Regions from separate parts of the Homo sapiens genome. Here region 2 is linked to region 1. A link is a loop called in an ENCODE intact Hi-C map of the cell type or tissue named here. Cell type or tissue: PC-3. All regions are shown on one strand. Links, peaks and the distances in the headings refer to the core of each region. The heading gives the core; the rest is flanking DNA.

Region 1 (15,946 bases), core at 2,551-10,550:
CAGTCACTAACAGTACTAAGTGCAACCTACTTCCCCCTCTTTATATTCATCTTATCCTTGACTCCCAGTTTCCTGGATTTGCATCTTTCTTGTCTCTGTCTGGACAGTGCTATTCAGGACCATAGGATTCATGATCTGTATTTAAGCCTAGGTACAAATTATTTCTCACATTGCTGTTGGAATGACCATGATCCTAATGAGATTGTGGAGTCCCCTTAGCTTTCCCTAGGATGTCACATGGGGACATCCATGATCTGGATTTTGCCTATTTCTCTAGGTTCCCTTGTACCATACCTGGCTATCTTGAAGGCTTCCTGTAAATATTCTCTCTCCCTTGAAACCCATTAAAACGTTCATTGCCTTCTGCCCATATGGAGATGACCATTCCTGCATTTTAGTCTTCCCTACCGCCTGTATCTTCTGCAACATTGTAGAACATTATCTTCTGCATCGCTGCAGAACACTGTATCTTCTGCAACATTGCAACTGGTGCTGAGTTGTCCTTGTATATCTATCATCCTATCCCTGATGGTCTCTAAGCTCACAGGACAGGGACATTGTCCTATTCATCTTTGCACTGTCATCCCCAGTGCAATTGATGCATAGGCTCAGAGGGAAGCAGAACAGTCAGGATAGAAAGAGAGAAAGATACTTAGAGATGAGAGAGCCTGTGTGCATTCAAAGAGGAGAGAGTAGCTTCAGATTGGTCTCCTTCCTCCATGAGGCTAATCTCAAACAAGATTCTTGAGAGTTCTTCTCCAATTTTATTATCTTTTCTTTATTAACACTGTGCCATGATCATTTTTTTTTCTTTTATGTTACCTTGATTGGCGTCTGTGTTACTTGAGATGGAAGAGCCTTGGTTAGAATTGAGAGCCTTTGAGAGATGACTGAAAATATCCACAATTATTTTTCTCTGAACACTCCATGAGGCAGGACCCTTTACTTGGGAACTTGATCGATATTTGAAAAATCTTCAAAGCTGATTATATATCTATTTAAAGAAGGATTTATTATTATTATTATTGTTAATCTAGAGTAGTAATTTTTATCCCCTTTGCAGTCTGCAATCACTAGGTGGTAGAGAAGCAGAGGTGAGCTGGGAGAACAGTGCCTATTTGACCTGGCATGGTTTTATTCCTTGATAGTGAAAATATTTCAACTTTTAGTGGTCTAAAAAAGTAGGGTAGAAGACTGAGCTTGAAGGTTACAAATTTCCAGTTCCAGATACTGTGTTCTTGCCTTGGTATTATAATTTAGGAATGTATGAGACTCCCTTGTTCTGTTTGTGTGTATAGTATAAACCCAGAGGTGGGCTGGAGTCATTACCTTTCACCATAAAGGATTAATATGAGTCAGGGTCTGGAAATAAAGCTATTTTTTTTTAATAGAAAAATGAAGGTTTCTGGGACCTGGAAAAAATTGTGTCCTGCTACAACAGTATTAGAATTAGGGATATACTTTAGGAGGTTTGGCATAAATCAGTGACAAAACATTTGCAAACTGTGGGAAACGACAATATATATTCAGGAAGCGTAGCATTTAACTTAAGCAATAGGTGAATATAGAAGAGAGAGAGAGAATTATAGAGAAAGGAGGTAGCAAGGGAAGGAAAGAGAGTTGGGGAAAGATAAACAAATATGAAAAGCCAAAACAGATGGACAAGTAGCTGCTTCAATTAATGAAGAGGTTTCTGTCCTAGTTTCAGGTTGCATATGACTTAGTTGTACTCCATTTTGATGAGCTTATTATATTATTATAATAAGCATTTTTTCCTGAACTAGTTTAACTGGATTTCTCATCTTTGTAAACACACACACACACACACACACACACACACACACACACACACAGGCCTAGATACATGCATTCATTTTCGAGGTGTTTTGAGAAAACCTGTTATGTGTAACAAAGGTCATATACTCTCTGCAGAGGGTATGAAGATAAACAAAAGTTTAATTCTGCTTGGTATGTTTTGCTATAGCCAAGATAAGACCAAAGGGTGTGTTTATTCTTTTCTTTTTGTTGTATAAAAGATGAGTTTAGGGCCAGGCACAGTGTCTCACGCCTGTAATCCCAGCACTTTGGGAGGCTGAGGCAGGTGGATCACTTGAGGTCTGGAGTTCAAGAACAGCCTGGCCAACATGGTGAAACCTTATCTCTACTAAAAAATACAAAAATTAGCCAGGCGTGGTGGTGGGTGCCTGCAATTCCAGCTACTCTGGAGGCTGAGGCAGGGAGAATTACTTGAAACAGGGAGGCAGAAGTTGCAGTGAGCAGAGATCACACCATTGCACTTCAGCCTGTGCAACACAGAAAGACTCTGTCTAGGGAAAAAAAAAAGAAAAAGAAAAAGAAAAAGATAAATTTATAGAGAGCCCATGTTCTCTGGGGATTCTTAGAGAAGCAATAACAAGACAATTTCCAGCCTGGACAAGTTTGAGTCCAGCAGTGGAGGTTCACAGTCTGGCAAACCCTGGAAGGTTCTGCTTTGGTTTGGAAATCTCTGCCATTGGATAAATTCATCAAGCTGTGGGTTGCCTAGAGTTGGTAGTGTCTGCTTTTGGTGTCAGTATTTCATGTGTCAGCACTCTCTCCTCCATCCTCCACCCACCCCCTACCACTATCATTATTCTTATTCATTTATTACAGAATATTAGATTTCTTATTCATTAATTACATGTATAAAGGAATTCATTATCAACCCTGAATTCTTTATCAGGAGATTATTTTGTTTGTGAAGAGACCAAACTCTCTTGCACAGGGTCACCTTTAAAAAGGTTATTTGTTAAAGATGAACAAAGTGTCTGATTTCTTGGTAAAATTTTAGCTAAAATATGAAATGCAAACATGTTCTTTTGTGCAATTGAGCTAAACATACTTGAATCCTCTTTCCAGAAATCTAATCAAATGGAGAGTTCTAACCCTGGCCAAGTTTCCTAAAACATTCAATATACTCCATTGACCTACATCTTTGTACATTGTTAGCAGTTGAAAACATAATATTGTAGTGTGCTAAGGCTAGAATCACAGAGTATTTCAAAATAGTTCTGGAGACCTGGTTATCCTTAAATAGCCCTGCAAAAAAATCTGTCCTATATGTATTTATTGACTTTCTACACGCAATTTGCTGGCACTGTGCTGGCGTTTGAAAATAGTCTATACTATGATTCTAAATGAGAAAAGACAAAAAGTTAGAGAGTGAGGATTTGGCCCTCAAGTAGATTTTAACCTAAAAGCTTCAAAAAACAAAGGTACAGTAGGTCAGAACTATCAGAGATATGGCCATTCATATGAGCATTGTTTATTTGTCAGATAGTGGGTGCATGCCATAGATCCTCAATGTATACATTGATTTGTTCTGGGAACTCATTTACATTCATTGTTTTCTTATTTTTAAAAGGAGTCAGAATCTCACAACAATGAATATTGTGAGAATCTAATTTCAAAAATGAACAAGACAATTCTAAGAAAAATGTACAGTACCAAATTTATAAGATATCATATTTGTTCTCAATATGTTTGTATTTTAACCCCTAGAAGGAAAGACGTCATCTAAGCTGGTACCCCCACAATGTGGAACATGATTGGTGTTAAGTATCAAACTATTAGAAAAACTAATTAACATTTAAACTAGGGACAGGGAAGTGTAAAGGTGGGGTTACAGAAAGAAGGAACTAAATCGTTCTCAAAATAAGTTTACCTAACAGCAAGTGTATCCACCTGAGTTATAAATGACTGAAAATAGTACTTCCTGTGAAAGCATAAATCTTATGTTATAGTAGCCTTGTCAAGCAAAATTCTAATAAGATTTTCACGGAAAATGATACAGCCCATGACAGAAAAATGGGTGGTATGATGCAGAGGTTAATGCGAGGTCCTTGATTTTTGTGCTTTTGGATTTCAGACACACTCAGATTGAACCTCCACCATTAAAAAGACATCTTGATCTCTTCAAAGGTAGCCCTGGGACCTCAGTAACCTTTTTCTGTTTCTATGTTACTTTCCCCTGGCCTACTCCTCGGGCCATGAGCTACAGCACAGACCCATGACTGCATCTGCAGCAGTTCCAGGAGGGCCTCAGAAATGATGGAAACGATTGGCATCACCAATAGTTCTTCCACAATCACAGAATTTCAAATCTTTTTTTTTTTCCTTTAAAAGTTCTGAAATGAGCCTCAAAGGCACAATCTAGAACAAATTTCTTCATTCATATTAGATTGCCTAAATCTCTCATTTGACCAAAAAAAGCCTTCAAATATACAGAACATTAATATTTGTTTAAAAGGGGTGGGTTTATAAAAATAAGCCCTAATTTCCCACAGGTGCAGCACACACACACACAACGCCAATTATTTGAACAAATACTTTATTTATTTATTTATTTTTGAGACGGAGTCTTGCTCTATTGCCCAGGCTGGAGTGCAGTGGCATGATCTCGCCTCAGTTCAAGCTCCACCTCCTGGGTTTACGCCATTCTACTGCCTCAGCCTCCCTAGTAGCTGGCACTACAGACGCCTGACACCACACCTGGCTAATTTTTTGTATTTTTAGTAGAGAGGGGTTTCACTGTGTTACCAGGATGGTCTCGATCTCCTGATCTGCCCGACTCGGCCTCCCAAAGTGCTGGGATTACAGGCGTGAGCCACCGCACCTGGCCCTACAAATACTCTTCATTTACAAAATAATTCAGAAACTAAAAGAAAACAACTTAAGAGTTCTTATCAAAATTGGTGCTGAATATTTTCCATTTGTCCTTCCAGATCCACTCTGCTGATCCTGACCCCTATATTGGGCTGCAGGAGGCTGAGCTATGTAGACTACTTTACCTGGGCTTCCTGCCCTCTGGCTTCAGTTGGCTTCAACCCATTAAGGGAAACAGCAGGAAAAGGAAGGAGGGAGAAGCAAGAGATGTCTGAGTTGATTTCCTGGGTCCCCGCTCTTAGAGGACACTGCATGCAGACTGAATCCCCTTAATGAGGGCCAGGGCTTCCACTAAATGGTCTTCCCCAGACAAACACCTTGCTACTTCTTCCCTTTGACTCTAGAGGCAGGGAAAGTAACAGCTCCCCTCCTTGTGAGCCCCAGGGTGCTGCACTCTCTCATGTCGGTTTTCCTTCTGTGGCCTTGAACAGAAACAGAAAAACTGAGGCAAAAACATAGAGTGAATTAAACTCAATAGAGTCAGGAATTTCTGTCTGTTTTGCTCAGGGCTTAGAAAAGTACCTAGCAGAAAGTTTGTACTCAGCCTGTATCTATTGAATTAATTATTATGCATTTACATTTTTATTACATTATAATTGTTAAGTAGATAATGATCTAGAAGCTAGGAGTATAATGATCCATTAGCTAGACCCTACCCCTTCCAATCTGGAGTAGATGGAGTACTGAATATTACTGGAGCCCATGAAAGGGATTATCTTATCCATATGTTAAGACCTCCTTTTTTTTTTTTTCTGAGAAGGAGTCTCGCTCTTGTTGCCCAGGCTGGAGTACAATGGTGCAATCTTGGCTCACCGCAACCTCCGCCTCCCAGGTTCAAGGGATTCTGGTGTCTCAGCCTCCTGAGTAGCTGAGATTAAAGGCTGCTGCCACCTGCAGCTAATTTTTGTATTTTTAGTACAGACGGGGTTTCACCACGTTGGCCAGGTTGGTCTCGAACTCCTGACCTCAGGTAATCTGCCCACCTCGGCCTCCCAACATGCTGGGATTACAGGCGTGAGCCACTGTGCCTGGCTGAAGACTTCTTAACATGGAAGCTGAGAGATAAAGAAGGTATCAGCTAGTGACAGGTGACACAGCAGCCAGGTAGAGAGGAGAGGTGTTTCAGGCAGAAGAAATAAAAGCATGTACAATGGCCTGAAGAGTGAAAGCATGATTCACTCAGGCAATTGGGAAGTTCATTATGGCTGAAACACAGTATTTGAAAAAGAGAATATGGAGAAATAAAGGACAAGAAGTACACAGTCAGATTATGGAAGGGTTTATACAAAATTTTAGGAAGTTGAGATTTCATGTCAATTAAGCACTCATAGAATGGGACAGAGGGAAGGTAAGGAAAATAATAGTGTGCTCTTCTACTGCAAAATATAAACACACACACACACACACGTTCATTTTGTATCTCTCAGTCTAAAGAGGCTAAGAATCCCAGGAGTTACTGTAAAGTTATGATTCTCTCATTAATATTCTTTGACATGCTTAAATAACAACTGTGACAAAACAGTTAACAATTATTGTGTGTTTATTATGTTATGACACTATTCTAAAACTTTATACCTGTGATTTCCTTTAACACTCAGAATAACTCCTTAATACTCTGGGGTGATTGCTATTATCTGCAACTTACAGATAAGGAAAACTTAGCCACAGGGAAGTAAATGACTTGCTCAAGGACATATAACTAGTAGGTGGTAAAGGTTTTTTTTAAAAAGGGGAACAGTTGCTTTTCCTTACCACTTATAGAGGCAGGTGGGGAAAAGACCAGGGATCAACATTAATATAGAACACAAATGATAAAGGCTATGCTGATAAGCTAGCTTTATAAAAAAGCAACAAATTGTGCATGCACCTTATGCTATGGCATAGAGACCAAGTTTAGCAAATGGATGAATAAAGCATGTTGAAACCAATGTAATCACAAACACAACAATTAAATTGCTTTTCTGTAGGGAAAATTTGACAAAAAAAATTTTTAATGTCAAAGGAGACATAGAAACTAAAAAAAAAAAAAAAAAAAGAAAAGAAACTTGAATCCAAACAGGTCAGGAACCAGTAAGTCAAAGCAATGCCTTGTGCCTCCATTTTCCTAAATTAAGAATAAAGTTATACCTTATTTTATTACCATATTGGAGTGTTTAAGAATTATGCATCAGACAACCATTTGAAAATAGTCTATACTATAATTCTAAATGAGAAAGGACAAAAAGTTATTTGAGTCAAATTTCTAAGTCTAGTTTAAATAGAAAAAATAATTAATTTTTAAGAAAAAATATGCTCTGGTTGTTTGATACCAGCAGATGGCACCCTAACAAAATAATTTGTGTGCCATATGTGAACTTTTTACAGCCCTCTGTACCCTCAAATACCAGTCAAGTTCACTGTGTCCAGACAGGGTAGGAAAGAGAAAAACCAAAGTCAAAACTTCCTGTTTTCAAATCAAATAATTTTTATTTTGGGAAGAAAGAGTAGAAAAAGAATTTTCTGTATTAGTCTTCATTTTGTGAATACCAAGTTAGCTTGAATCACTGTTGCAAGAAAATCCCCTATAAATCTGCATTAAAATCCCATTATAAAAAACAACAAGACTACATTTAAAGGAATAAAATGGGCTGATCCATATATTTTCCAGCACCACCCCCCAATAAAAGGATGTTAGAGAAACAAATAGTCTTTCTGAATGCTTCAGCTGTCAGAGATGAAATAATGCTGGAGATTTTTTAAAAACAGTTTGAGAAGGACTTAAACATTAAGTTTGCATTAAGACTACTGCCACAATACCCATTTCAATTTCAGGCCTATTCAATTTGAATTGTTCAAAATAGATAATGGGTGTTTGAATTTCACACTCTTCTCTTCTCCCGCTCCCCACTATTCTTGTGATTATTGTTATTTTTAAAGCAAATATAGGATATTATGTCGAGATCATGAAAAAGTGGGTCTACAAGGGATGAGTGTGATCCTGTTTTGGCGAGAGTCAGGGTTACCACTTTTTCTTTCTTCTTCTTTTTGTCTCCTCTTTCTTAATTCCTGGCACAGTTATGTGCCATCTAATGAATGACATCTTGGTCAACTACTGACCACATATACTACAATGGTCCCATAAGATTATAATATCATATTTTTACTGTACCTTTTCTATTTTTAGGTATGTTTAGATAAAAAATACCATTACATTACAATTTCTTACTGTATTCAGTACGGTAACATAGGCTATTTCATATAGCCTAGATGTGTCCTAGGCTACACCATCTAGATTCGGGTGAGTACAAGCTATGATGTTCCCACAAGGATGAAATCACCCAGTGACGCACTTCTCAGAACATCCCTGTCGTTAGGTGACACATGACTACATTCGATTTAAGAATTCAGCCAGATTTGACAGGGCGTGGTGGCTCATGCCTGTAATCCCAGCACTTTGGGAGGCCGAGGCGGTGGATCACTTTATGTCAGGAGTTTGAGACCAGCTTGGCTAACATGGTGAAACCCCGTCTCTACTAAAAATACAAAAATTAGCTGGGCGTGGTGGCAGGCGCCTGTAATCCCAGCTATTCGGGAGGCTGAGGCAGGAGAATCGCTTGAACCCAGGAGGCAGAGGTTGCAGGGAGCCAAGATTGCGCCATTGCACTTCAGCCTTGGTGACAGAGTGAGACTCTGTTTCAGAAAGAAATGGAAATAAATAAAAAGAAAGAAAGAGAAAGAGAAGGAAAGAAGGAAGGAAGAGAAAAGAAAGAAAAAGAAAGAGAGGACGGAAGGAAGGGAGTGAGGAAGGAAGGAAGGAAGGAAGGAAATCAGCTAGCCAGATTTGCAGTTTTCCTATTATTATTATTATTATTATTATTATTATTATTATTATTATTTGTTTTGAAACAGAGTCTCGCTCTGTCGCCAGGCTGGAGTGCAGTGGCGCGATCTCCCCTCACTGCAACCTCCACCTCCCGGGTTCACGCCATTCTCCTGCCTCAGCCTCCCGAGTAGCTGGGACTACAGGCGCCCACTACCATACCTGGCTAATTTTTTCTTTTTTTCTTTTTTCTGTTTGGACTTTTAGTAGAGACGGGGTTTCGCCATGTTGGCTAGGCTGGTGTTGAACTGACATCAGGTGATCCGCCCACCTAGGCCTCCCAAAGTGCTGGGGTTATGGACATGAGCCACCGCGCCCGGCCAGTTTTCCTATTATTTTCTGTTATTTTCTTATAGCTGAGGAGTAATGACCGAAGTTATTAGCCCTTTTTAAAATTAAGCCTTCTCATCTACTTCACTCTTCTAACAAATAGTTGTTACCTTCTAAAAAGATGCCAGTTATAATTAACTTTCAGGAAACTGTAAGAAACGAACTAAGCTTTGGTATAAAAACTACCCAGGGTCGGCCAGGCGCAGTGGCTCACGCCTGTAATCCCAGCACTTTGAGAGGCCGAGGCGGGCGGATCACGAGGTCAGGAGATCGAGACCATCCTGGCTAACACGGTGAAAACCCGTCTCTACTAAAAATACAAAAAAAAAAAAAAAAAAAATAGCTGGGAGTGGTGGCACACATCTGTAGCACCTGTAGTCCCAGCTACTTGGAGACTGAGGCAGGAGAATCGCTTGAAGCCGGGAGGCGGAGCTTGCAGTGAGCTGAGATCGCGCCACTGCACTCTAGCCCAGGCGACAGTGTGAGACTCTGTCTCAAACAAACAAACGAACAAAACAACAACAACAACAACAACAAAAACGACCCAGAATCAAAGATGAGCCTTCGCTCTAAGACGGAAACTCCAGATATGAGGCAGCAGCAAAACGCAACATTCACGAGCAATCTACTTTCGTGGTATACTAGCTACAGAGAAAGAAGAAAGACAAGGAAGATTGAGGACGCTGATTCCCAGCGCAGGCATGAGATGTGCCAAATTGTGAAGACCATAACGATGCAAAAGGGAACTGCAGCTTCCTGTTCGTTTTCTCTGCCTTCTAGGTCTGTTCTAGGATGAAATCTTCTGATCTTCCAGAAACGGCTGAAATCAAATATATAATTTCATCTTCTTTATGATCTTGAATGAGAAAAGAGAAAGAATAAATAGCCCAATCGGTTATTTTAGAGATAAGAGTGTGTATGGGAGAAATCAGAGTGATTTTCTTGCTGAGAAGATGGAATGGCTACTGGAGGCAAAACCCTTTGGGAAACCCAATGAAAAGAGAAGCTACTTCCCCAAACCTTTGGGAAACAAGTAAAACCAGTGCTTTGTAGATGAAATACATGATGAAGGCGATGAAGGCAATGAAGCTCAGTGCATTAACAGCCAGCCTTGACTATGAAGTTTGCAAACAATGATGGTTAACATGTATTGAGCACAGCATACGACTTAAGGAGACTTCTACACTTTCTACTTTAATTAATTGTGTATAAGAATCCTATGATCTTGTTGCTCTTGCACATACATTTTAAACCTGAGAACTCTGCAGCACAAACAAGATTTACTCCAAATCACTCAGGTGTTCTAGGCCCACCTTCAACCACTGATCCATACAAACTCTCTAATAATTACACGGGAAATTTTTGTAAGCACTAAGTTTTTTTTTCTGGGAGAAGTCGATACCCTACTCCTATTACCACTGTCTGAACAAAGATGAAGAAAGATTGGGCTTTTATAAAGCAAAAAGAGAAGGTAATTTTCTTTCCTTAATTTTGGCACAATGGAACTTTTTGGGCTGATGACAAAGCTCAAAACTACCACAATTTGACACCGCCTGAAAATTTGGGTCAGCTGTCTTTATTTCACAGTGCGTGGTCAGCATAACTGATTGTCAGTGTCTGTAGAAAGGATTTCCCACTCCTCACCAGAATGAGGTCAAGGTTAGGAGGCACAGAGAGAAAGGTAACAGCAGGTAGAGATTGAATAAAGGACACCAGTGCTTTCAATAGATGCAGGAAGGCTGTTTTGGAAACACTGCAGAAGAGCAGTCAGCAAAGGAACACATCACGATGGTTTCAAGCCAATGAGAGGGGCCTCGAGACTTCTCTCTCTATCCAAAGAGACCCCTTTCTGGGGATAAGAGAGAAGTTCTATTAGTTTGGAGTCTCCCACTCTCTTGATGACTAGTCTGGCATTCTAACATTAGAATCATGCCTGAAGACTCCTTGGTCGAATGTAAAGTTATGAGTGCCACTTGAGAGTCTGTTCTTCCTCTAGAAAGACATAATAATGCTCATGGAATACTACTCAGCCATAAAAAGAATGAAATCATGTATTTTGAAGCAACATGGATTGACCTGGAGGCCATTATCTTATGTGAAATAATCCAGAAACAGAATGTCAAATACTGTATGTTCTCACTTATAAGTCGGAGTTAAATAATGCATACACATTGTCATAGAGAATGGAATGATAGATACTGGAGACAAGGAAGGATAACGGGAAGGTGGATGAACAATTACTTAATAGGTACAATGTGCACAATTCAGGTGATGGTTACACTAAAAGCCCTGACCTCACCATGTCCCATATCCGTGTAACTGCACTTGTACCCCCTAAATCTATTAAACCATTAAAAAAACAAAGACTTAATGATGGCAGGCCCTGCCAACTAACTCCTTGATGAAGGAGCAGCTCAAACCCATTCACCTTTCTTTCCTTCTTGGAGTTCCACAATGCAGGTGGTTCCAGGGTCTTCTTAACTACCACTATCTTTTCACACTCACTTCCCATCAGCCCAATTTGTTTTTCCACTTTATACTAAAGAACTCCAAAGAGAGAAGCTAACAAAACCTATTAAAGGTAAAAGTTGAGTAAGTACAGTCATTAGCTTCTCTGAAGTTATTTTCCCCCTTCTGTGTATTATCACCATCAAGGCTAGGCTGATGTTTAGCAAAGAGCACCTGTCAAAACAAAAGAAGAGTTTCACACCTCACAATTTTAAGCCCCAGGTAAGAAACTCAGCCTGGTGGATCGACAGAGAGGAAGACAAGAAACCTGAAACTCCAAGACTTGAAGTAGAGTTAAATGAGTTTCCTCTGGGTACCAACAGGCTTTTGTTTAACACGATTAAATCCTCTTTGTTTCATTACAGACATCAATGTGAAAACAAACAGTGTGATCAAGATAAAGGCCTGGAGGAGCATTCTGTTTCTCTTTTTCGATCTTTTTCTTGGAGAACTATCACCACCTCTCAGTGGATAGGCTTAAAGGAACTTAACTGGCTCACAGAAAATTGATGAGCTGAGTAGAGCAGGTGTACAGGAAAGCTTTGAGCTGTGGGGTTAGGGAATGGAAAAAGTGTGAAGCACTATGTCCATGACCAGATCGGGTGATAAGAGGACTGGCTTCCTTTGCTATCTAATTAATTGCCTTTCTTTTCAAAACAAGTCTTTGATTTCAAGAAGCACCTGCAGAAGATAAGAATGACTCCTACTGAAATGTAACAACCAAAAAGCCCATTTTGGGGTTGGGGATTGAGGGTGGGAGTGTAGAGTTGGGGAACAGGAGAATGGAGATGGAGGAAGGAGAAGTTACAGCCAGGGACCAAAACAAAAAAATATCGACGAGTCAAGAGACAGCAGTCAGCTAAATCCTATCAGGGATGCGACAAAATTGATACTAGTGTGCCTTTCCAAAGCAATTCTTTCTATATTATTAAATTGCTTATTTCATTGTTTTTAGACAACACTAACTCCTCTTCCTAAACAAAACATGGACATTGTCAGCATAACAGCTACACTGAACTGACAGAAGCTGGGGTCATCCATATACACATTTTAATTACCTCTTTTCAGTCAGGAACATCATTAGAAGTTTATTATTACCCGCCACTATCTTGTGATCTTAATTGGCTTCCTTCACAGACGACACCCTGAAGCCAATGCAGAAGCTCTGGCAGCCTCCCAGAGACAGTGACCAGATCGGTGGCACTTTACACTGATACTGTCTTCAGCTGAATAACAACCATTGGTTTAAGTTTTATGCTAGTCATGAGGTGGAAGCTTCTTTTAACACCTGTATGCAGAGATGTTCCTGATTCAGTGGTGTTGAAACACACACTGAGAGGCAATGACTTTTCACATACCTTTCTTAGGGTTATAGAGAAATTACCAAAATGGAGGAAAGGGATATGCCAAGCAGCCAGTGCCAGTTATTTCCTGTGGCTCTCTTGGAGTCTGGTAAGAAAAGAAAAAAAAAATGCTTACCAAATCTGGATCTGTTGATACTCAAATTAAATCTGCAGAATGGGCCATGGTTATCTGGCTGCTTGCTGCTCAGAAAGTGTAGAAACACCCTTAAGTGAATAGTTTGCACTGGACCCAAATCAATAATAGTTATTAAGTTAGTTTCCAAAGGGGTCTTAGAGATAATGGCAAAGTTTGAGGCAAGGGGAGAAAGAGAATGATTTATGAAATAAACATACTGTGATGTTTTATGGCGGAAGGAAAAGAGAAATAACTTTCTGTGAACAGAATTAATAATTTTGTCTTTGTGAAAGGAAAATAAGTAAGTTCCAAAATTTTAAACGCTGGGGTTCAACTCCTAGAAGATCAGGCTGATGATACCTCTGGGAATGTTACCTGGATACCTTTCTACGCATTATTGATTCCTGGTTCTGTGTCTTCAGGTATTCACAAAAAATGAGCTAAGTCACAAATATGCTCACATTGAATAATCCTCACAATTCAGCTAAATTTTGAGCTCCCTCAAAGAGAAAATAAGTTTTTAGAATGATACATATATTATTGTATTACTTATGCAGGATAATAATGATTAGAAAGTTTGTTTATGCTTTTATGGTTGAGTCAAATAATATTTGTATTATTAATATATTCCTGACATTCTTTTAAAAGTTATTCTTGTCATTCATTGTGATCTGCAGCTCTGAAAGATACACCTACGAACATGTTCATAGAAAGAGCATAGTATTATAAATGGCTAGACTTTTAGAAGGAAAATTTTTCATTCAGTGACTTGAACTAGTGTGGACATTAAAGTATTTGGAAAGAATCACCAATTCACTTTGTTATCTCCTCAGGTTTTTGGCTATCAGAGGATTAATACATCTGCTTTATTTCTGGCAATTACTTTCCAATAACCCTGAAACATAGGTCAACTTTTCCAGAACCTTATATTTCACTATTATAGCACTCAATTATTTAATTATAAGTGAATGCTATAAAAATATAAAAATATAGGCTGGGCGCAGTGGCTCACGCCTGTAATCCCAGCACTTTGGGAGGCCAAGGCGGTAGGATCACGAGGTCAGGTGTTCAAGACGAGCCTGGCCAAGATGGTGAAACCCTGTCTCTACTAAAAAAATACAAAAATTAGCCGAGCGTGGTGACAAGTGCCTGTAATTCCAGCTACTCGGGAGGCTGAGGCAGAGAATTTCTTGAACCCGGGATGCAGAGGTTGCAGTGAGCCGAGATCGTGCCACTGTACTCTAGCCTGGGCGACACAGTGAGACTCAGTCTCAAAAAATAAATAAATAAATAAAATGAAGATGATAAAAGCTACTTCAGTTTATGGAATTCATGAATGTGAAGTTTTGTTATCTATATGTAAGTATAATTTCTAGGTCATACATATAGGTTTAACTTTTAAAATGTGTCTTTTAAGACATGATATTGACATGTTCTTTCCTCAAATACGGCTGAATTCTGAATGAGAAGGAGCTTAAAAAATAAAAAAAATTGGATGATCAATTTAAATCACTGTGATCATTATGAGATGGCTAAATATGATTTAAACCACACGCGGTGAAATAGGGATTAAATACAATTCCTCTCTTCCCTTCACTACCAATCATGACCTCTTGGCGGCTCCACTTCTGCTATTGGCGTGGTAGGCCTTAGCCTTCAGAAAATAAAGGGTTTCCTTCCCATGTTCGTTTTGTGTTTACCTTACGGATTTCCTCTTTTAGGAAGATAAGAAAATTAGTTTTGTATTTCAACTGCTTCTCTGTATTGAAACAGAATGGTGAAAATACAGCTGTTTGAAACATACTGTGAGCAAAAAGGCAATGAAATATTATTTTTAAGAAGAGTTATCAAAATCAGGGTGCCAATCACTCTTAGAAGCAGGGTAAAAATTACTTGCACTTCAATATTTATATTTATATTTATTATAAGAAAAAAGTTTCTTTTTGTGGAAAGAAGGTGCAGAAAAGGGCACAGTATTAGCTAAATATTGTACCTTAGAACATCAGTCATTTCCTTCTCAATAGTACTGAAAGGGTCTAATTTATAAGTTTTTCCATCTCCCTGTTATGCTGGTTTGTAAGTTCTGACACTGCTACTGGTATGTTAATGAGAAGCTAGCGTTCCATTAAGAGAAAACCATATGCTCTGCTGCCTACTGTGAAAGAGAAAGCATGTAATGTGGCTGTTGCCTTAGTAACACATTAATTCATTTTGTCAGTGTTGGCACAGATCATTTCATTTATAAGAAAACAAGTATAATAGTTTACCACATCTATAATATTTACAGTGTTTCTGTTACAAAACAGTGACAAAATGAGTTTAAAAAATAGAGTTGGTATAATATCATTAAAATATGGAATTTGTGGTAAAATTTTCCCTGTAAAAATGAAAAAAAATAAAGATTGATGTAAAATTTCTTTTCACAATTCTACTTAAAACATTTTAACACCAAACTGTTTGCTTTTTAGCATATTTGTATTATACTAATAACGTGCGTCTGCTGCAAAAAATTTAGTCCATGAAAAACACAAGTGCATTAACAGTTTTTAATGAATGCTAAACAAAATATTTCATACAACAGTTTTGTTAAATTACAACCATTATAAACCTAATCGTATGCTAGTGTGTTACTCATAACAAGGCTAAACATTTATCTAGTTTTATCTGTTCTTCCAGATGTTTATTAGTATTCTAGCACTCCTAAAATATTTAAATTAAACCACTCCATTTTCTCATGTGAATGCATTTTGGGTTTTATTCATAGAAGATCTAGTCACATGTATACCTAAATAAATATAGTACACTGTATATGCTTTATGCACAAGTGATACTTAATGTGAATTGAGATAATCCAAAAGCATGATAAAGGAGAGAAGTGATTAGAGGAAAGACAAGTTCCTGTTTATTAAAGTCTGCACCTGCAGCAGGGTATCAGTTCTACCCATCCTTAGGGTATTCCACACCTGTAAACACACATTCTTAACAACAAACATTTTGCATCTGTGATGTTCACTTACATTTTTTTAACCAATAAAAAGCTAACTGTGTACAAGATAGCGAGCAACT
Region 2 (15,946 bases), core at 2,682-10,681, 520 kb after region 1:
AATGGGAGAAAATTTTTGCAATCTACAAAGGGCTAATATCCAGAATCTACAATGAACTCAAACAAATTTACAAGAAAAAAACAAACAACACCATCAAAAAGTGGGAAAAGGATATGAACAGACACTCCTCAAAAGAAGACATTTATGCAGACAACAGACACATGAAAAAATGCTCATTATCACTGGCCATCAGAGAAATGCAAATCAAAACCACAATGAGATACCATCTTGCACCAGTTAGAATGGCGATTATTAAAGTCAGGAAACAACAGGTGCTGGAGAGGATGTGGAGAAATAGGAACACTTTTACACTAGTTCAACCATTGTGGAAGACAGTGTGGAAATTCCTCAAGGATCTAGAACTAGAAATACCATTTGACCCAGCCATCCCAATACTGGGTATATACCCAAAGGACTATAAATCACGCTGCTATAAAGACACATGCACACATATATTTATTGTGGCAATGTTCACAATAGCAAAGACTTGGAACCAACCCAAATTTCCATCAATGATAGACTGGATTAAGAAAATGTGGCACATATACACCATGGAATACTATGCAGCCATTAAAAAGGATGAGTTCATGTCCTTTGTAGGGACATGGATGAAGCTGGAAACCATCCTTCTGAGCAAACTATCGCAAGGACAGAAAACCAAACACTGCATGTTCTCACTTGTAGGTGGGAAATGAACAATGAGAACACTTGTACACAGGATGGGAAGCATCACACACCAGGGCCTGTTGTGGGGTGGGGGGAGGGGGGAGTGATAGCATTAGAAGATATACCTTATGTAAATGACGAGTTAATGGGTGCAGCACACCAACATGGTACATGTATACATATGTAACAAACCTGCACATTGTGCACATATACCCTAGAACTTAAAGTATAATAATAAAAAAAGAAATTTCAAATTGAAAAATTACAAAGATTAAGCAAAAAAAAAAAGTCACGAAACAACAGATGCTGGAGAATATGTGGAGAAACAGGAACGCTTTTACACTGTTGATGGGAGTGTAAATTAGTTCATCCATTGAGGAAGACAGTGTGGTGATTCCTCGAGGATCTAGAACCAGAAATACCATTTGACCCAGCAATCCCGTTACTGAGTATATACCCAGAGGATTATAAATTATTCTACTATAAAGACACATGCACATGTACATTTACTGCAACACTATTTACAATAGCAAAGACTTGGAACCAACCCAAATGCCCATGAATGACAGACTGGATAAAGCAAATGTGCCACATATACACCATGGAATACTATGCAGCCATAAAAATAAAAGAATGAGTTCATGTCCTTTGCAGGGATATGGATGAAACTGGAAACCATCATTCTCAGCAAACTAACACAGGAACAGAAAACTGAACAGCGCATGCTCTGACTCATAAGTGGGAGTTGAACAATGTGAATACATGGGCACAGGGAGGGGAACATCACACACTAAGGCCTGTCAGGGGGCGTCAAGGGCAAGGGGAGGGATGGCATTAGGAGAAATACCTGATATAGATGACTGGTTGATGGGTGCAGCAAACCACCATGGCACATGTGTACCTATGTAACAAACCTGCACATTCTGCACATGTATCCCAGAACTTAAAGTATAATTTATGAAAAAAGAAAGAAATAAAATTCTTTATTGTCCTAATAAATGAATACATATTTATGTATAAATGTTCACATGTCATATATTTGAAGTCCGCACTGCACGTCTCTCTTTCATGGACCTTTCAAGGGGGTTTGAAATTAAAATTATAGTCCACAGACAGAACATGTTTAGTTCTGTGTTCATTCTATTCTCTATTCTGGGTATACGTACACATTTGGATACACCATCTTTCCCTTAGAACACCACTTAACTTCCTTCCGCCCACACTAATTCTTCCCAATATTGAAAGCCAGGTTAAATATTTTATATAAGAAGATTTTATTTAAGAAGACATGAAATATAACCTTTTAAAATAAAAATGTAATCACTTTTTAAGCATATTTCACCATGAAGGCAGATGCTGTTTTCTTTAATCATATGATAAGCGCACCATCCATGACCATTAACTTGGCTCTGTTGATTACATGCTCTTATTTCTCCCTTTGTATAATGACAACATATTCTCTTGATTTTCATTCTCCTTGCTAATCTTTTTTAAATATCTTTTATTGACCTCATATTTTGATCCACTCCTGTTAAGTATTATCCAAGGCTGTGTTCTACAAGTCTTGTTCTTTCATTATCTTTTGCACTTTGAGATCTTGCTACCTCACTTCTGTGTGGATGTCTTTGCCAAGGGAATATGTGCTAACCTATAGAATAAACACTGGCTCTTTATGGGGTCACCAGAGTACCATATTTCCAGGAACCCATAGACAAAATGTACTCACATTTTGATGCCATCATGAAACATGACTGGTTGACTGCAGATAAAACATCTTTGTGCTGATGGCCATTATGAATCTGTTGAATAAAAAATTGCTTGAGATGTTTATTTTTGATCATCACATCACACATTATTCTAAGATTATGTCTAAATTGTATAGTTCAAAAAAACTAAGAAAATAGATATGAAAACTCATTGAATATTTTGATGGAGAAAAACTTTCTAGACTTTACAGCAATGTTCATAAAGGAGAATTCTAGATCTGATTCCATTCAAATATAAAATATATATCTGCAAATCACAAAAACCTACAAGCAAAATTAACAAGCCAAAGAAGAACCTGAAAATATTTATAACGAACTTACAAATCAACAAACAAAATGTTAATAAGTCCCCTTACAGGAATATTCAAAGGACATGAATAATTTAGAAAAGAAGTAGTATAAATCACTAACAAACAAAATTTTTAAACCAAAGGTAATGAAGAAATAAAAATTAAAACAACAATAAAAAAACCTCTAGAAGACGCCAAAAGCTACCTTTCTAATTTTAAAGGTTTGAAATAGATGTAATGTTCAGTGCATGTATTGGGATAGGATGACAAGCATGCCCAAACACAAGCGTAACAAAGTCTTTAAAAGCATCTGTGGTATTTAACCCAATAATTCCACTTCTGAGAATCTAAGCCAATAAAATAATTAGAAATATAGTCAAATATCTATATATAAATAAACTACTCACCAAATGTTTTTAATCAAAAGAATTTAAAAAGAAACAACCTAACTGCCCAGTAATGTATAACCTAACCATATAATAAATTGCTGTGCAGTGTGTTAGTTAAAAGAAGAATTATTAAATACAGGAAAATGATTATATTAAAACATTAACAAAAAACAGAAATCTGGAAATACATAGAAACTGTCTAGACTTGTTTAGGTGCTACAATGATAGCATAGATGGTTTTGTCTAAAATGTTGAGTGTGACAATGTAACTTTCTTCCTTATTTTCCCTAGCTGTTTACATGTATTGCTTTCACTCAAAGATCTTCACTAAATATTAAAGAAGAAATTTTAGTTTTCAGAAGTAATTGATATCTAACACAGAAATCTTTAACATGTAAATCATGATGAAAGATCAGAGCAAATCAATTTACATATTTTTATCTGTGTAGAATATGGGTAAATATAGTGAGATTCTTATAAAGCAAATAGGATCGTGTCACTCCCTGCCTAACACTTCCAGTGGCTAACCAGGGCAGCTAAAATAAACTCCAAGTCTCCTAACATGTCCTCTCAAGTACTGAAAGATCTATCTCCTGCCTATTCTCATCTACTAGCCCTGTCTCCTCCACCCCTTATGTTTGCTGCTTTTCACCCACACCTCCTCATTCAGCTCCTAGGAAATACCAGACTCCTTCCCTCAATATCTTTAGGCATGCTCTTCTCTGTCTGAAATGCTCTTCCCTTTTCTTATTTCTTAGCTGACTCCCTCTCAAACTTTAGGTCTAAGCTTAAATGTCACTCAGAAAGGCTTTCTGTGAAACCAACGTAAATCTGGTTCCTTCTGCCATGCCCATTCCCTGTTTTATACATTCATAGCTCTTACCCTAATTTGGGTGGGAAAATTTTCTTAGAAAAGTCACTTAAAGGTGTTTAGAGAACAAAGGATCCAGCCAGTTGATTGAAAATCATAATAGCCTCTTTCCTTGTTAAATAGTTTGTATGCATTCCTGGCTTTTATACACTGAGTACTTTGAGAAAATGGCAGTCTCAGTACATATGAATACACAGCGCAAAAACATTGTTGATTTATAGTTTTCATGAGTGAAATGAGTGCATAGAAAGGAAAATATTGGACTTATACTTCAAAGATAACCAAATAAATAACAGAATATGCCTAAGGAAATTTGGAATTAAATAGTTGTCTATCCTTTTACTCAAGACATGTTGGATGGTGAGTTCAAATCCTTTCTAATAATAGATTATTTGATGGCTTAAAGCACAATATTTCCTAGAAGGTGAGAAGTAGCCCACCATACGGAGAACAGCAAAGGATGTTTTGGGCAGATACCTACATAAGAAGACACTCTTGGGCAGAGAAGAATCTAGTATTTGACAAATGGCAGAGGTCGATGTGTCTGATAAAATGTTGAATGATCAGGAAATTGAAATCTGATATTAGAGACAGGATTGGCCACAGAAACAAATTTAGTTAGAATTCTAAGTCTGATAGGAAATTTTAAAATGGAGAGGTGTGACAGGGCTTTACCTATAAGGAGATTCAGTTGGCTGGTCTGTGGAAGTGGACTGCAGAGCAGCAGGAAGGAGTATACAAAGGCTGGTTTGGAGGTTATTGTCATTCAGGTCGGAGATGATGGCATCCTGGCTGCTCATTAAGGTAGCCCTGTACATAGAGGAACATAGAGAGAGAGAGAATTAAGGAGAGAATTAAGGTCAATTTTGAAGAAAAGGGATTTGCTAATTGAATAAATGTGGTTGATGAAGGAAAGAAATCCCACACTGAAGTCAATGCACCTGGGTGAATGTATTAATTATACCACCTCATCTCATGACCCATCAAATCTTTAGTGCAGTTCCTTCTTAGAAGCTTTATTTTGTTAAATTTACATAGAATAACTCGATCGAAGATCCTAGTGTTTCCAATCACAGTCAGGCCTAAGATCATATAATAATTAGGTTTCAGTTAATTCTGAGACTCTAGAGACCAGCACTTGCTCATCATACCTCATATTCCTATATTGTGGCGTATCCCAAAGCACTCAACCCAAAACCCTGGATTGGCACCTTCTTTCATATATATACACACACATATACATGTATATACATACACACATATACATACACACATATACATGTATATATATACACACACATACGTATATATGTATGTATACATATCTGTATACATGTGTGTATACATATATACATATACGTATATGTGTGTATACATATGTGTGTATACATGTGTGTATACGTGTGTATACATGTGTATGTACACATATATGTGTATGCATGTGTGCACATTGTGTGTATACATGTGTATACATATATGTATATATACATATATACATACATGTATACATATATACATATATGTATATATGTATGTAGTGTATATACATATACGTATATACGTATATACACACATGTACGTATATACGTATATATACACACATGTACGTATATACGTATATATACACACATGTACGTATATACGTATATATACACACATGTACGTATATACGTATATATACACACATGTACGTATATACGTATATATACACACATGTACGTATATACGTATATATACACACATGTACGTATATACGTATATATACACACATGTATATAGGTATATATACACACATGTATATACGTATATATACACACGTATATACGTATATATACACACGTATATACGTATATATACACACATGTATATACGTATATATACACACATGTATATATACACACATGTATATATACACACATGTATATACACACACGTATATATGTATATATACACACACGTATATATGTATATATACACACACGTATATATGTATATATACACACACGTATATATGTATATATACACACATGTATATATGTATATATACACACATGTATATATGTATATATGTATATATACACACATATGTATATACATATATACACACATATGTATGTAGACATACATACATATATACAGACATATACATATACATGTATATATACATATACGTATATATACACATATACATATATACACATACACGTATATATACACGTATATACGTATATACACGTATATACACATATACATATATATACACATATATGTGTATATATATATATATAAATCTAATTTTTCAGCCATTTTATTTCCTCCAAAAACTCTCATTCTTCTTCCATCTCATTCAAACTGTGTGCATACTCTCTCCATCTATACCCAGGCAAAAATTGTCTCTCAAAAAAGCCTCTTCATCAGTGTATGCATATGTTTAAAAAACTGACTTTTTCTTAATTCAAAGATAAAATTTCAGAATTTGTTAAATCTTATGTGTAGACATTTTGTGGGACTTTGAAATTCTTCTTGTGCAACAAAGCACACCAGTGATTCTATAATACCATATGTTAAAAGCTACCTCTTCCATGAGAACACCCAGCAGCTAAATTCAGTTGTCCTCTTCATCATTACCTTACCTTTTACCACACATTTTCACAGGTTTTTTTTTTCTGCATATTATTTCATCTAATAGCAGAATATCAGGGCTTGAAGTCAGTTTAAAGATTATGAGCTAATCCAAATGTCCCAATATATACATAAGGAAGCTACATCCAAAGGAAAAACACTTTTCAAGGCCACAGTGGCTAGAAACTGTTGCACTCATATCAAGAACCTGTCTTTCAACAGGCAACACAGTCGGCCTTCTACCCGGCTGCTTCTTCCTTGAAGGCTTATCTTGAAGTGAAGGCTATGCCTACTTCTCATGCGTCTGATTTTCATTGAGCCCAAGTGTTCTCCCTAAATAAAGGCAGACAGGCCAACCAGCACAAGTATCTTTTCTATCCTATGTGGTGGCCCATAATGCAAAATGGAGAGTGGAATATTAAGATAGATTTCTTTGTCTGGAATTTCCTGGGAAGAACATTGCAGTTGCTTAACGTGCATAGTAATGCCGTGGCGACCTTGTTAACATGCAGTTTCTAATTCACTAGATCTGGGATGGGGCCTGAGATTCTGCACCGCTAACAAGGTCCCAGGTGGTGTAGGTGCTGTTGGGCTGCAGACCACGCAGAGTAGGTAGAGCACAGACTTAAGACCCTCAAAACCTGTGCCTCAGGGTGCCCTCTGCTGGCGGCAGCTGTGCAAGCAGTTTTTAGGCTCCCTGTTGGCAATCCAGGGGATAGAAAGAAGACTTAGATATTAGGTTTCTTCTCCCATGTGATGGTTAATTTTATGTGTCAACTTAGGTAGGCTATAGTGCTCAGTTGTTTGGCCAAATGCCAGGCTAGATGTTTCTTTGAAGGTATGAGATGTGATTAGTATTTAAATCAGTTGATTTTGAGTAAAGCAGATTACCTCCCATAATGTGGGTGAGCCTCATCCAATCAGTTGAAGGCTTTAAGACAAAAGACTGAGATCCTTGGAAGAAGAAGGAATTGCAAGAATAGCAGCGTGTGGGCCTGTCCGGAACATTTCAGACTTTCCAGGTCTCATAAATGCATAAATAATTTCCTTAAAATAAATGTCTCTAGATGGACAGATAGAGATATATATCTAAATCTTTCCGTATATCTACCTCAAGAGAGAGAAAGGGGGAACCAACAGACTGTGTGTGTATATGTGTGATATATATACATTCATACATATATATACACAGAGATGTATATATATATACATCTCTGTGTGTGTGTGTATATATATATATATATACACACACACACACACACACACACACACACTGTTTCCACAGCAAAAGAAACTATCATCAGAGTGAACAGACAACCTACAGAATGGAAGAAAATTTTCACAATCTATCCATCTGACAAAGGTCTAATATCCAGAGTCTATAAGGAACTTAAACAAATTTACAAGAAAAAAACAACCCCATTAAAAAGCAAGCAGAGGACATGAACATACACTTCTCAAAAGAAGACATACATGCAGCCAATAAACATATGAAAAACAGTTTAATATCACTGATCATTAGAGAAATGCAAATCAAAACCACAATGAGATACCATCTCATGTCAGTCAGAATAGCTATTATTAAAAATTCAAAAAACTATAGATGCTGGTGAAGTTGCTGAGAAAAAAGAACACTTTTACATCATTCGTGGGAGTGTAAATTAGTTCAACCATTGTGGAAGACAGTGTGGTGATTTCTCAAAGACCTAGAGGCAGAAAAAATTGACTCAGCAATGTCATTCATTACTGGGTACATACCCAGAGGAATCATTCTGCTATAAAGATACATGCACGTGTATTTTCATTGCAGCACAATTCACAATAGCACGGACATGAAATCAACTTAAATATCCATCAATGATACACTGGATAAAGAAAAGGTAGCACATATACACCATGGATTATTATGTCCTTTGTAGGGATATGGATGAAGCTGGAAGCGATTATGGTCAGCAAAGTAATGCAGGAACAGAAAACCAAACACGGTATGTTCTCACTTACAAGTGGGAGCTGAATAATGAGACCACATGGACACATGGCAGGGAACAACACACACTGGGTCCTGTAGGCGGGGGTCGGGTGGAGAGAGGGAGAGCATCAAGAAGAATAGCTAATGGTTGCTGGGCTTAATACCTAGGTGATGGGTTGGTCTGTGCAGCAAACCACCATGGCACTTGTTTACATATGTAACAAACCTGCATGTCCTATACCTGTACCTCTGAACTTAAAAGTTGAAGAAAAAATAACAAAAACTATATATTTTTTTTCTCTAGAGAGCCCTAATATATCATAATGAGATAATATCAATTTCCTAGAATAATGCTGTCATATTTTCAAGTACTGACAAATATGAAAAGTTAACACTGAGAAAACACTAAATCTGTATTTCATTCATTTACCAAATATATTTGAGCATCTATTCTGTGTGAGTCCCTGGGGATATAGATGAGAGGAATACGAAGTGCCTGCCCTCATGCAGTACATGTTCTGGTCAGGGAAACAGGCAACAGATAAGTGCACAATGAATAGAAATGCAGAAAACAATACACACCATGGAGAAAAAAAGAGAAAGATAAAAGTAGATAGTAAAGGACTTTCAGAAGAGGTAATACTTGAATGGTATTTAAACAGAGACTCTCCAAATTAATTGACATGTTTACCTGGCCAACTGATATCTGTAAGTATTCACCACGTTCGACATGATTTTCTAGAGGCTAGGGATAAAAGATAAATATTATCTGACTTTAAGAAACTTACACAGAGAAGTTGAAACACACACATCCTCAAAAAAGAGGATATTTAATAAAAGTTATACTAGAGAGGGTATCCTAAACTATAAAATGGCCAGAAGATAAACAAAGTTTGGATTGGATAAATCCTTTAAACGAGATTAGTAGTGACAGAAATATATAGTGTATGTTGGGACTCAAATCTTAAAGTAAGTTATTTTGGAGGTATACTAAATTACCTAATTAATTTTGCTTTCGGCAGTATTTCTTTGAAGATCTAATTTCAGCTCTCATATAACAAATGCTATCTAGCTATTGATCCTTCCAACTTTCAAGTCTCAACATTTGTTCCTCTGTTGTTTCTTTACGACTGGTAGCTATTAGGGCTGTCATTACACAGTTCTACTCTGATACCCATATGAAGTGCAGTACATAAAAGGAGGCATTGTTTAAGGGGTTAGAGTTTATGCTGGTTGGCCCAAATTGTAATCTTCTCTGCTTACCTCTACCTACTTATTAAGTTTTAGGCCTGGAATTTACTTTTTATGTTAAGCAAAAAGTATAAAGATAAGAAATACTATAGCTATTAAAAACAATATGTTGAGATATAAAAATGTAAGCCTTGGGGTGAAGTTTTAAATTTGAAAGTGAATGTGCTTTCTGCATAACATATAGTTATTTGCTCACCTTGTTGGGGAGAATCCAATTTGGGAGAGGTGAAAGAGAACTAATGTTTGTTAAGCTTTTTATATGTTCTTACATATCCTCACAATGTTATAGAAATGCTGGGATCTGGATTGATCTCAAGTCTGCTCAACTCTAGGTTCTGTGTTCTTCCTATACACCATGTTGTTTCCCCTAATTTGTGCAAGAAACATAATTGATCTTCTGTGTTCAGTCTAGTTTCCCTCCAATTGAGACAGAAGGACTTTTAAAAAATGCATATCTCACCATATAACCTCCTGTGCCCAACATTTAAAACTTTTCTGTGGTTTTCTATTGCCCTAAGGTTAAGGGGAAAACTCCATAATATGATCCATGAAGCTTTGCATTCTATGGTGCCAATATTACTTTCCAGTCTCTGCTTATACCCATTGTCTTTCTACTTCAACCTTACACTGGTCATTTTTTACAATCCTTCCTGCCACAGGATTTTTGCACATGTCAGATTGTATAAAATATTCTTTGCTATTCTCTTAATCTAATTAACATCCTACAGGTCCTAGTTTAGAGATCACCTCATCAAGGCAGGTAGGTAAGAAGTGGGGAATGAGTGATTACGGAAGTTTGAGAGAGAAGGCCAACCACATGCAAGGAAACTGCATGAGTCTTACTGTTTTCCATAGAGGCTATGCCAATTTACATTCTCACCAACAGTGTCCAAGGGTTCCCTTTTTCCACATCCTCACCAGCATCTATTTTTTTTTAATTAAAGCCATCCTAACAGGTGTGAGGTGATATCTCATTGTGGTTTTTATTTGCATTTCCCTGATGATTAGTGACATTGAGCACCTTTCCATATATCTGTTGGTCCTTTGCATATCTATTCATGTCCTTTTACCATTTTCTTATCTGGTTATTTGGTTCTTGTGTGTTTGCTTATTTTTGCTATTGCATTGTTGGAGCTCCTTATATATTTTGAATATTAGCCCTTTATCCAATATTCAGATTGCAAACATTTTCTCTCATTCCAAGGTTGCCTTTTAATTTCATTGATTATTTTCTTTACTGTAGAGAAACTTTAAAGTTTGATGTAATCTGCTAAACTTAAAATCCAGGTGTTTTCCCCCTGTGTTTTCTTTTAGGAGTTCTACCGTTTCAGCTCTTACATTTTAAGTGTTTATCACTCCATGTTTAGTTGACATTTTGTATGGTGTAAGAAAAGAGTCCAATTTCATTCTTTTGCATATGGATTTCCAGTTTTCCCAACACCTTTTATTGAAGACTGTTCTATCCCCATTGTGTATTCCTAGCACCCCTGTCAATAATCAGTTGACCCTATATGCGTGGGTTTATTTCTGGGCTCTATATTCTGTTCCATTGTTTTAGATGTCTGTTTTAATGCCAGTGCCACACTGTTTTGGTTATTTAGCTCTGTAATACATTTTGAAATCAGGAAATGTGATGGCTCCTGCTTTGTGAATCTTGCTCAGAATTGGTCTGGCCTATCTGAGGTTGCTTTGTGCTTCCATAAAGATTTTAGGATTATTTTTCTACTTTTGTGAAAAATACCATGAGAATTTTGGTAGGAATTGCATTTAATCTGTAGATCACTTTGGGTGGTATAGATATTTTTACAATATTAATTCTTGCAATTCCTGAACATGGGGTATCTTTCTATTTATTTCTGTGTGCTTTAATTTATTTCATCAGTGTTCTATAATTTTCAATGTAAGGACTGTTGAATTAGAGGAGTAGACATGAAGTGGAGATATTGAGATATATATGTGAAGTACTAGATTTCACCTAATGTAAGGCACATGGAGTGGACCATAGGACACAATATGTCTTTTTGTGTTACAAATAGGTAATAAAATATCTGCTAATCAAACTGGAACAATACTTTGATTGTGGCTTGTTATGATACATCCTGATTTCAGAGTTGTTAAAACATGCAGAAATATGCATCTAAAACTGATGAAAAGAGTACTTAGAGGTATTGAGTGTAGAGAGGAAAAGAGACTAAAAGAGGTTAAGAATTAGTCTTTTAGTGATAGTGGTGAAATAGAAATTGATCTTGCCAAATCAGGCAGAGAATATAAAACATGAGCCCATTTAGGGTAAAGATAGTGTTTCATTTTGGACTTGTTGAGTTTCAGGCTCTTGTAGAACATTTGTCCAAGGTAATATATAGTCTAATTGTGGAAGAAAGTCTGAGCTTGAAGTAGAGACTTGGGAATCAGGTACACATAGTTTAGATATGCTTGAAATCATGACAATGGATGAAATCTCACAGAAAGCAATATAATGATAAATAGCGGTTACATAAGGGTCAAATTGTGTGAGAGACAGAAGAAGAAAGAAAAATGGGGACAAGAAGAAGTGAGTATCATGCCATGAAAGATAAAAGAACAGAAAATCTGCAAGAGACAACATAGTCATTAATATTCACTGCAGGAATGACTGGTAAGATAAGGACTAAACTGTTCATTGGGTTGAATCACTAATGAGCTCAGCAAGAATAGTCTCTGCAGAGAAATGGGAGCAGAAGCTAGGTTGCAGTGGATGGAAGAATGAACATGGGAACATAGACAGTTGGTATGAAACCAATTGCTCAGTAAGTGTCTTTGAGAGGAAGAGAGAAAGTGGACAAAATTTGTCAGAAGAATGAAAGGAAATAGTTTTAGAGCAAGAGAAAAGTTTAGTGAAGGAAAAATATTTTTAAACTGAGGGAAAGGAACCACTAGAGAAAGAATCTGAGAGAGTAGGAGAAAGGAAGGAGTTGTTCAAAGAATGGATGTGTGCTTGACATAATTCTGAATAGCCTTAACTTCCTCCCTAAAATAGAAACAAAGTTTTTTGCTGTATGATATTGCCATTGGTAAGGGTTCTAATTATTAGAAATTAAAAACATTTTCTAACTTAATAAACAACATTTCCTATGTTTTTATATATAGGATTAAAATAGCAAAGTCCAAATAGCAAAGTTATAGTAAAAAGAGAGGGACTACTCTGATAAAGGTAGTTCAGGCAGATATGCTTTATTGCTTTCTACATTTTATTATGTTCATTCAAGGCATGAGCTATGTACTGCAAAACCAAAATCTAGAACAATAACCAAGTATTGCAGCTGAAATGGTAGCAAAGCAAAATGGCAGCATGGTTAAGAGGTCATTGAAAATGACTCACAACATTTTATCCTTTTCGTACCACCTTTTACCACACAGAGTTTCAGATGAGATAACGCAATGAATAAAATTGTTTTACCCCCAGAGAGAGCATTAAAAAATGTTCAACTGTCTACTGGAGGAATAATGGAGACTTTTTAAATTATAAGAAGGCAGCTTGATCTTTTGACTCTCTGTCATGAAATGTGAGTAATGAGACTTATTCACAAATTCTAAGAATGAAATGATAAAATAAACTTCTTAAATATAGTTAAAAATACTCTAAGATTTAAATGCTTTAATCACCCTTGAAAATTTGACTGGAAATGCATCCTCTTAAATTCTTAAAGATAGATACCCACTCTAATGTTCTTTTCCCTCTTGACAAGTAAATTCTTATTTTACACCTACTGCCAGGTAGTGAATAAAGTTTACAATGTCTGAAGAAACAATTTTGTTTTAAATAAATCCCAACTGAATATTAATGAACACATTAAAAGTGATGATCTTCCTGCATTTTTAAAATTTTATTTTATGATTAATTTAATCATTAAATAGAATATTTTATATGCAATAAAAGAATATTTTGCAACAACAGTATTCAATACTGAAATGCTTTTACAAACAGTGGCTAAATATTAATTTTAGCACCTTTTGCAAAAGATTAATATTTATTCAAAATTAGATTTTCAAAAATCTATTTAAGCTGTTATAAATATTGGTTAAAAGACCATGGTTGAGAAGTCACATTATTTAATCCATTGAAGGTGACAGCTGTGAATTACATAAATGTGTAGTTATGGACTTTTGATCATTTATTACTTGTTTACCAGCCTGTAATGGCTTTGAATAGTCCACTGTGTAAGCACATATTTAATAATTTCAAGGACTGTATTTTATTATTTGGCATACTTTGTACCAAAGCATGATGAAAAAGGTGTTTTCTTAGTACTATTCTGGGGCCATTGCAGGTATTCACAAGTGATTCTAAAACATATTATTTACTAGTGTGAGGTTTGAGAATTTGTATGTTTCCAAAGTATGCATTGCTGCCCCTGTATAAACTCTATGGAGGTTTTTTCAGATGTACTTTTCTAGGGAAAAAAATCTTATTCCTATATTTTTCAACCTTACCTTTACCTTTGACCTTGCCCTAGACTGTCTTCTTGAAAAAAAATATAGTCTTGACAGCAGCAATTACTTAATTGCCACCTCATTTCCTGTTTTTCCTGTAACTCTGATCTCAGAAAGATGTCTCCACCTGTACCACTGGCATCCTATTTCTTAGTTCACGGATAGCTTCCACCTTCTAAAGTCTAGACTTTCAAGTACCTCATAGCACTGAACTAATTACCACTATGCTGTCTATCACCATATATCACTTCAATTTCTGAGTTTGTTTTAGAAGACTAAATATTCTTTTCTCACAATTTGCCATTCTTCCTGTCTCACTCTTTTATTGTTTTAACAGAGCCTGCATTCTCTAATTCATATTGTAAAAATTGTCCCAACTTACTATTAACTCATTTACCTTAGTAACTGGGATTTGTGCATAAATGAAAAAAAAATGGCTTTAGGAATTTATAAGTACACATAATACTACAGAAGTTTAGAGCTGTACATAATCTTGCAGGTCATCTATTGAGACTCTCATTATTATTATTGAGACATCTCTTAGTGGAACGCTAAGGCAAGAAAACTCAAGTGACCTTGATCCTACTGATGACAAATGACAACACTAGGACTAAAGTTTAGGTCTTCTTAGTACTTCATTGTGTCTGCTGTGGTTATTTATTATCACATAATAAATATGTGCAAGTGGCATAGGATGTCACTAGAGAAGGAGATTCAGACCAGACTAAAAAATGTCTTGCATATGCATTATTTTCATATACTACATGTTATGTGGCCTAAGATACATTTGATTGCTAAATACCCTGTATTTGTGTGTGCATATATATATATATATATATATACACACACATATATATAAATAGGGAGAGAGTGCGCAAAACTTAACACACATATAGCAGTAATAGTTCAAATTAGTATAGAATCTTGAAATAAATTGCATTGGCATTAGCAGTACCATCTAACTTACCTTCCATTAATTTTTCTGTTAATTTTAATAAGTAACCATACGTAATTAACTGATAATCAAATTTTACATTTACGTCTTGACAAAGTAATGTTACTAAGCTGAAAACATAAACACACTGGTTTAAATTTGTGTTGCTGCCTCGCATAAAATGATATAAAACAACATTTACTAAAGGCAATGGAAAATCATGATTGCTGTGCTCAAGTAAAAGTTTTGGAATTTAAGAAGCACTTAGTTGGTGCATTAGGCCATTTAGGATGTTTCAACGTCTCAATTGACTGTAATTCCTATCTGCTCAAGTGCCCTGTTAATGACCTTCCATCTCCAAGTAAGCAGAGGAATTCAATGTTTATACTTTAAAAAAAAAGAAATCTCTACCACAAACAGATTGAAGGACAGGTTCTTTTCATTCTATCTTCACTATGACAGGAGAGAGTAAATTGTTACCACTACATCAATTGAGAGAAGCTTACCTTTAGTGGCTCTTAATGAAAGCCCTCATTGACAAAACAAAATCAACACACCCAGGTATAAGGAAGCCACTTGAGTGTTTTCTATTTCTTATTGTCTAACAGTGAGTAATTATATTTATAAGGTCTAAACAAGCAATGAAATTTACCCACACTTACACTTTAACTTTGGTGACATGTAGCAAACAGTTAGGTCTCTAGGCTTCCTGTAGAGA

Evidence for each region. Hi-C counts contacts between places; a loop is a spot of excess contacts. Peaks named below come from ENCODE experiments on the same cell type or tissue, not always from the same donor. Only the 100,000 strongest peaks of a DNase experiment are listed, where the experiment ranks them.
Region 2: it touches region 1 in a loop (11-fold over the local background); 11 of 110 quality-filtered maps call a loop at or near these places.

The regions. Positions count from the first base shown.
Region 1 is chr14:29,528,172-29,544,117 of GRCh38, reverse strand. No RefSeq gene overlaps it. Among named protein-coding and RNA genes, the nearest start is that of PRKD1, 390 kb to the left of the region's middle. In PC-3, for the core only: a CTCF peak has its summit at 7,048 (motif pointing right); no DNase peak of the experiment used is centred there; H3K27me3 peaks cover 2,102 bases.
Region 2 is chr14:29,007,799-29,023,744 of GRCh38, reverse strand. The region is part of intron 2 of LINC02326 (long intergenic non-protein coding RNA 2326); the gene reads left to right. LOC107984685 (a long non-coding RNA gene) reads right to left here. Exons shown (of 11, transcript XR_007064101.1): 4 at 4,658-4,792; 5 at 2,393-2,465. Among named protein-coding and RNA genes, the nearest start is that of LINC02326, 49 kb to the left of the region's middle. In PC-3, for the core only: CTCF peaks have their summits at 7,044 and 7,262 (motif pointing left); no DNase peak of the experiment used is centred there.